Linked DNA regions of Homo sapiens: region 1 is linked to region 2. A link is a contact called in ENCODE Hi-C or POLR2A ChIA-PET data. All regions are on one chromosome and are shown on one strand. Each heading gives the region's core, a stretch centred on a gene start or an enhancer-like site at or near the end of the contact. The rest is flanking DNA. Distances are from core to core; before and after follow the strand shown. Region 1 overlaps TNRC18 (trinucleotide repeat containing 18). Region 2 overlaps WIPI2 (WD repeat domain, phosphoinositide interacting 2).

Evidence for each region. A loop is a pair of places that touch in the nucleus more often than their neighbours do. ChIA-PET counts read pairs that join two places held with the same protein, here RNA polymerase II (POLR2A). Pooled maps may share reads with other maps.
Region 1: a map of B cell shows a loop between it and region 2 (11-fold over the local background). The contact joins two enhancer-like sites. A Hi-C loop is called at or near these places in 2 of 168 maps with a recorded cell type or tissue (B cell and MCF 10A), 17 of 37 single-sample maps with no recorded cell type and 11 of 50 pooled maps. POLR2A ChIA-PET finds 5 or more read pairs at or near these places in 11 of 52 experiments (A673, B cell, GM12878 and 7 more).

The regions. Positions count from the first base shown.
Region 1 is chr7:5,395,904-5,398,909 of GRCh38, forward strand. All of the region lies in intron 2 of TNRC18 (trinucleotide repeat containing 18), which reads right to left. Among named protein-coding and RNA genes, the nearest start is that of TNRC18-AS1, 22 kb to the right of the region's middle. RefSeq lists an enhancer at 1,729-2,098. Within about 2 kb of position 1,413, at least 37 of the 41 ENCODE cell types and tissues checked have a DNase peak (open chromatin) inside an H3K27ac peak, as active enhancers do; they include B cell, GM12878 and OCI-LY7, where a contact is called at or near this core.
Region 2 is chr7:5,229,319-5,232,505 of GRCh38, forward strand. WIPI2 (WD repeat domain, phosphoinositide interacting 2) reads left to right here. Exons shown (of 13, transcript NM_015610.4): 12 at 290-420; 13 at 1,517-3,187. The coding sequence ends at 1,629. Among named protein-coding and RNA genes, the nearest start is that of WIPI2, 41 kb to the left of the region's middle. RefSeq lists an enhancer at 2,639-2,788. Within about 2 kb of position 1,938, at least 10 of the 41 ENCODE cell types and tissues checked have a DNase peak (open chromatin) inside an H3K27ac peak, as active enhancers do; they include B cell, GM12878 and OCI-LY7, where a contact is called at or near this core.

The DNA.
Region 1 (3,006 bases), core at 163-2,662, 170 kb after region 2:
GGAGAATCGCTTGAAGCTGGGAGGCGGAGGTTGCAGTGAGCTGAGATCGCTCCACTGCACTCCAGCCTGGGCGACAGAGAGAGACTCCGTCTCAAAAAAAAAAAAAAAATGCTAAAAATTAGCTGGGCGTGGTGGCGGGCACCTGTAATTTTAGCTACTCGGGAGGCTGAGGCAGGAGAATCACTTGAAGCCCGGAGGCGGAGGTTGCAGTGAGCCGAGATCGCTCCACTGCACTCCAGCCTGGGCGACAGAGAGAGACTCTGTCTCAAAAAAAAAAAAAAAAAAATGCAAAAAATTAGCTGGGCGTGGTGGCAGGCACCTGTAATTTTAGCTACTCGGGAGGCTGAGGCAGGAGAATCACTTGAACCCAGGAGGTGGAGGTTGCAGTGAGCTGAGATCGTGCCACTGCACTCCCGCCTGGGCAACAGAGTGAGACTCCGTCTCAAAAAAAAACAATATAATGATAAATAATGACAACAGGCCGGGCAAGGTGGCTCTCGCCTATAGTCTCTGGAGGCTGAGGCGAGAGGATGGGTTGAGCCCAGGAGCTGGGAGACTGCAGTGAGCTGTGACTGCAATTACAACACTGCACTCCAATCCAGGCGACAGAACAAGACCTGGACTCAAAATATAAATAATAACAATAACCAGCCATGGCACCCATTCGCTAAAAGCTGGAATGCACCAGGCACCGTGCAGCTGATTTCAAATCCTCCCAGCAACACCCTCAGGAGGTGGCAGCAAAGCACCTCCAGCTGGGTGCTACCACTGGCCAGCCCCCAGCGGAGGGATTCCGTGTGTACCCTAGAGCTACCTCCTTTAAGGCCCTGTGTTGTGAGCACTGTTTACAGGGGGCATGGATAAGTTATGTGGCTTTGCAGGAGATGTGGGCTCCTAGATGGCCCCGGTCCAGCCTGTGGGAGCTCACAGATCCCAGTCCAGCCTCTGAGTCCCCAGTGCCTCCCTTCTCCCCAATAAAGGGCCTGTATACAAGTGCTCACTGACCGCCTCCCAGGGGCACAGGATCCCAGAATATCCAACCCATCTTCTTTGGGGTACATGTGGGGAAACTGAGGCAAAGAAGGGCAGGGCCTCCACCTTGGGCCCCAAAGACAGGAGTGGGCAGAGCAGCAAGGGGTGCCCTCGGGCCACACGCCATCACCACCACCCCGTGTCCGGCCCCCAACACTCCAGTCCAGCCAGGCCCAGCCCCCTCACCGGACTCCAGCGCCAAGCCCTCGGGCCCCGGGGCCTCGGTGGCCAGTCAGTTCATCCATGCGGCCCAAGCCGGGGCAGCAGGGCCTCCAAGCCCTGCTGAGCCCCGGGCTTCCGCCTTGCTGTGGCAGGCGGGTGGGTAGAAGGCTCCGGAAGCCAGCAGCCAGGGTTTGCGCAAGAGCTTACATCAGCCGCCAGCTCTTCCTGCCGCAGGCTGCACGGAAGCCTAATGGCCCAGGCCGGCCCCTGCCCGGGCTTGTGAAACCCGCCCAGCAGCACCCAGGCCCGGATGCCAGCCAACGGCTCCTGCCCACCACAGGGCTCAATGGCACCCAAAGCCCCTCCTCCCAGGCTGGGCGGGGCAGCCGGGAACCCCCAGCATCCCCAGCAAGGCAGTGCCGTTCTCAGTGCCTCAGTCTGCCACTCTGTAAAATGGACACACAATCCCCACTCAGCTATGGCGATGAGGCCAGCGTGCCACCCCCCTCACCTCACTCTCCAGAACAAACAAACTTCTCCCTGGTCACGTCAGGAGCCTGCCCCTTTCCCGCCTGGCCCGTCAGGCACGAACTCCCAGGCCTCCTAGAATGCTCCTCCTTCACTCCCACCTCGGGTCTCCCTGGGCCCCAGAGAAGCCTCCAACAGCCACACGACCCAAGCAGGCCCCAAGTGACCTGTGACCACCCACAACCCCTCGGAAACAGATCTGCCAGCCTCCTTGTGGATTTCATGCCTCTGTCTTCCCCGAGAGACAGTTCCCTCCTTGAGGGCGGGGACTATCTTCCTTACTTCCTGCCATATCACAGTGGCTGGAACCTGCCACCTGTGACCTGCCACCCAGGACATACTTCTATTTGGGATTACCCAATTGCACGAGTGTTGTTTCTTTTTTTAGAGACAGGGTCTCACTCTGTTCAATTCACCCAGGCTGCAGTGCAGTGGCTCGATCATAGCTCGCTGCAGCCTCCAACTCCTGAGCTCAATCAATCCTCCAGCCTCAGCCTCTTGGGTAGCTGGGACCACAGGCACACATCATCAGGCCCAGCAAAAAAAAATTTTTTTTTTTTTGAGATGGGAGTTTCGCTCTTGTTGCCCAGGGTGGAGTGCAATGGCGCGATCTCGGCTCACCGCACCTTCCGCCACCCGGGTTCAAGTGTTTCTCCTGCCTCAGCCTCCCAAGTAGCTGGGATTACAGGTATACCCCACGACGCCTGGCTAATTTTGTATTTTTAGTAAAGATGAGGTTTCTCAATGTTGGTCAGGCTGGTCTCGAACTCCCAACCTCAGGTGATCCACCCGCCTCATCCTCCCAAAGTGCTGGGATTACAGGCGTGAGCCACCGTGCCTGGCCACCCAGCTAATTTTTTTCTTTTTCTTTTTTGCAGAGATGAGGTCTTGCGATGTTGCCCAGGCTGGTCTCAAACTGCAGGCCTCAAGCAATCCTCCTGCCTTGGCCTCCCAAAGTGCTGGGATTACAGGCATGAGCCACCGTGCCCGGCCTCTTTTCTTTTTTTTAAAGACAGGGTCTCTCTCTGTTCACCCAGGCTGTAGTGCAGTGGCTCAATCATAGCTCACTACAGCCTCCAACTCCTGAGCTCAATCAATCCTCCAGCCTCAGCCTCCTGGGTAGCAGGGACCACAGGCACACACCATCACACCCCACTAATTTTTTTCTTTCTCTTTTTTGTAGAGATGGGGTCTTACTATGTTGCCCAGGCTGGTCTCAAACTCCTGGCCTCGTGCGATCCTCCTGCCTTGGCCTCCCAAAGTGCTGGGATTACAGGCATGAGC
Region 2 (3,187 bases), core at 688-3,187:
CTGACTTTTTTTGTAAATAGTGAATCCTCGTTATTAGTTAGTTCTTCCATTGTAAAAGTGAAATATTGTCTTGTTAGGTATAACTCCCTCTTTAGACTTTCCATGTAAAACTCTTCATGTAAAAACGTGTGCAGATAGACGAGATTAAAGTTGCCACGGCGTGATGAATGCCTGGCGTCCTGTGTGGTGAGTGGTGTGCTGGCTCTGTTGCCGCAGGGCAGCCAGTGTGTACTGCCCGCAGGGCTGCCCTGTGTGGAGACGCTGAGCTGTGTCGCTTTCTTCCCTCCAGGCTGGACGGCAGTCTGGAAACGACCAATGAGATCTTGGACTCTGCCTCTCACGACTGCCCCTTAGTCACTCAGACATACGGCGCAGCTGCAGGAAAAGGTACTTACGTGCCTTCATCCCCAACGAGACTTGGTAAGGGGCGTGACGCAAACCTGGAAGGTAATTAGCCCCACAGCCCCGAGTGCTACTGCCTTCTGCTGGCTCCGGAGCCACCCCACCAGCTCCTCACTGGGAAAGATGGGGACTGGTTCTGAGAACATAAGCGAGGTTGGTAAATGGGTGTTCCCAAGGCCTCTCTCAAGGCTGAATTCAGTTTCGTTTCCTTTTTTTTTTTTTTTTTTAAAGGAGAGATGGGGTTTCCCTATGTTGCCCAGGGTGGTCTCAAACTCCTCCTGGGCTCAAGTGATTCTCCCGCCTCAGCCTCCCACAGTGCTGGGATTATAGGCATGAGCCACCGTACCAGGCTCATTTTCTCCGTTTTTAAAGAAAATGTCATCCTGGCTCAGGTGACTCTGGGGTCACGTGACTTGGGCCCAGACTGGCCACCTCTCAGCCAAGATACCACCCTGAAAAGTACTGCCAAGGGTTTTGCCTCAGTCTTTTCCCTCCCACCTTTTTCGTCCTTCAGCAAATCTGCATCGAGTACTGCCTTCATGCTGGGCCTGTGAAGTGCAGAAGCTGTAGGGGAATGAGGCCAATGGGCTCCCCTCCGGCGGCAGCACTAAGACCCATGCATGAGATCCTCCAGCCACAGCCTTGGCTATGTGAGCCACCTTCTTAAAAAAGCCAACTCGCACTCCAGTGGGAGAGCCTGTGGTTTTGCACCCACGCAGGGCTGTGCCTGCTCGCTGCCACTCCCATCTGTGAACCGGCACTTCCAGTTCATGAGCCCACCCTGAGAGTCTCCTAGTGTCATTTTTTTTCCTGGTGTTATTTTTGAGCTCTTAACCAGCTTGAGAGAGTTTGTGGCCCGTCCATGAGGGAGCCTCTGTTTACTGTGCAGGCATCATTTTGACATTTATGAATGTCAGAGAACAAATGACTTCATCTCGAGCTGCCTAAGGCTGCAAAGAGTTCATTAGAAAGCAATCAGAATTCAGAACGTCTTAGTACAGGCTTCAGTTTATAAATATACACCAGTGTTTCCAAAACACAGTCCTCAGTGTGTGTCATGGGGTCTGTGGTGTGTCCCCAGCCTTTGAAGGGTGACTTCGTCGTCTCTTTGCAGCCTACACAGACGACCTGGGTGCTGTGGGTGGCGCCTGCCTGGAGGACGAGGCCAGCGCCCTGCGCCTGGATGAGGACAGCGAGCACCCGCCCATGATTCTTCGGACTGACTGAACTTGACCTGTGACCTCTGACCCGGGGAGCAGAGAACACTGGCTTCACAGAGGACTTTGTGCATTGCTGCTATGAACTTTGACCTGAGTCGGGGGAGAGGATGGCAGAGACTTTATTAAAAAAAAAAAAAGATTGTAGTGGTAGTCTAACTCCATAACGCTGAGGAAATACATCATTTTCACTTCAGTGGCTTTTAAATCCTGCTTATGAATTTTAGCTTTTTGTTTGTTTGTTTTCTCTTTTTGCCAAAATTAACTGTTTGGTGAAGCCCGCAAAACCTCCTCGCTTTGCATGCATGAACGTGCCAAGCCAGCATAGGGGAGCTAGAAGCCACTTTCCAGCCACCTGCCGTTGGGTTTTTTCATATCTGTACATAATGCCGAGTGCGTAAGGAAACCGTGGCGTCGCGCACAGTGGGTCTGCTTGTCAAGGCCAGTTCTGCAGTGACAGGCCCAGGGGCTGCCCACCAGGTGTGCTGGGCAGACTTCAGCTGGGACAGAAGTCCGATCTCCCTAGGGCCCCACCTGGACCATTTTCCCTCCGTTTTATTTTGTTAATTAAATTCTTTCCAAATTGGATCGCTCTGGGATTTCTTCCATGGTGGACTTTTGTTTCTGATCTTGTTTTCCCTGTGGATATTGGAGGACAGCGAGGTTCTTTCTGATACTAAAAACCTTTCTTTCAGGCAGCAAATGAACTTGAAAGGTTGCCTGGACTCGCTGGAGCAAAGGAAAGCGATTTTGTTTGTATAATTAAATGATCTGTTCTTCTACTTCACTCTTCCTGTTGAAAAACTGTGTGATTTTTTTTTTTTTTTAAGTAAAGTTTGTAGCTCCTCCCATGCCCAGGAAAGCACAGAACTCAAGTGTGGTGGCCGTCTGAGCTGTCCTTTCGCTGGCCCCGCTGTCCGCAGGGGCTTCCTACCTGTGTGAGAGGTCGTAGCGGGAGACAGCAACAGAGAGTAGGCGGCTGGGCCACGTCCTTCACAGGGCGTCATGTGCCTTTCTATTTTCATCTTAGAAAATTTCCTCAGCAAACCGATGAGAGATTGTGGTTGCAAGCTTCAGTATTTGCCTCGCTTCCCTTCCCTTTTCATATTTACAGAATTAAAACAACCTCAAGTACCTCAGACTCTGCATTCCAAACCAAGGCACCCAGCAGCCAAAGTGTCGAGGGCATTTAAGTGGCATTAATGGCAGGAGAGATGGTTTTAGAATCTATGGAGTGGTGGAAGTTACGGATAGAAGGGAAAAGGCAAAAACTATTTACCCTGCCTTTGCAGGCTGGGGTTTTTGAACCGAGGAAGGCTGGGACGCCTGTTTCCAGATGGTTGTCATGGTCACGCTGGGCGAAGAGCTGGAGGGGAGTTGTCCCCTCAGCTGAGCGGCTGCGGTGAAATGCCCCAGTGTTCCTGGGTTGGCTTTACGGCAAACTAAATGCAGGGGACGCTGGAGTCCGACTCACCTACACCGGCTTCCTCCCAGCCGCTGGTGTGCGGCACACACAACATCTGCATTAGGCAGAGGTGCAAGTGGGCTGATTGAACTTTTCCTTCAAA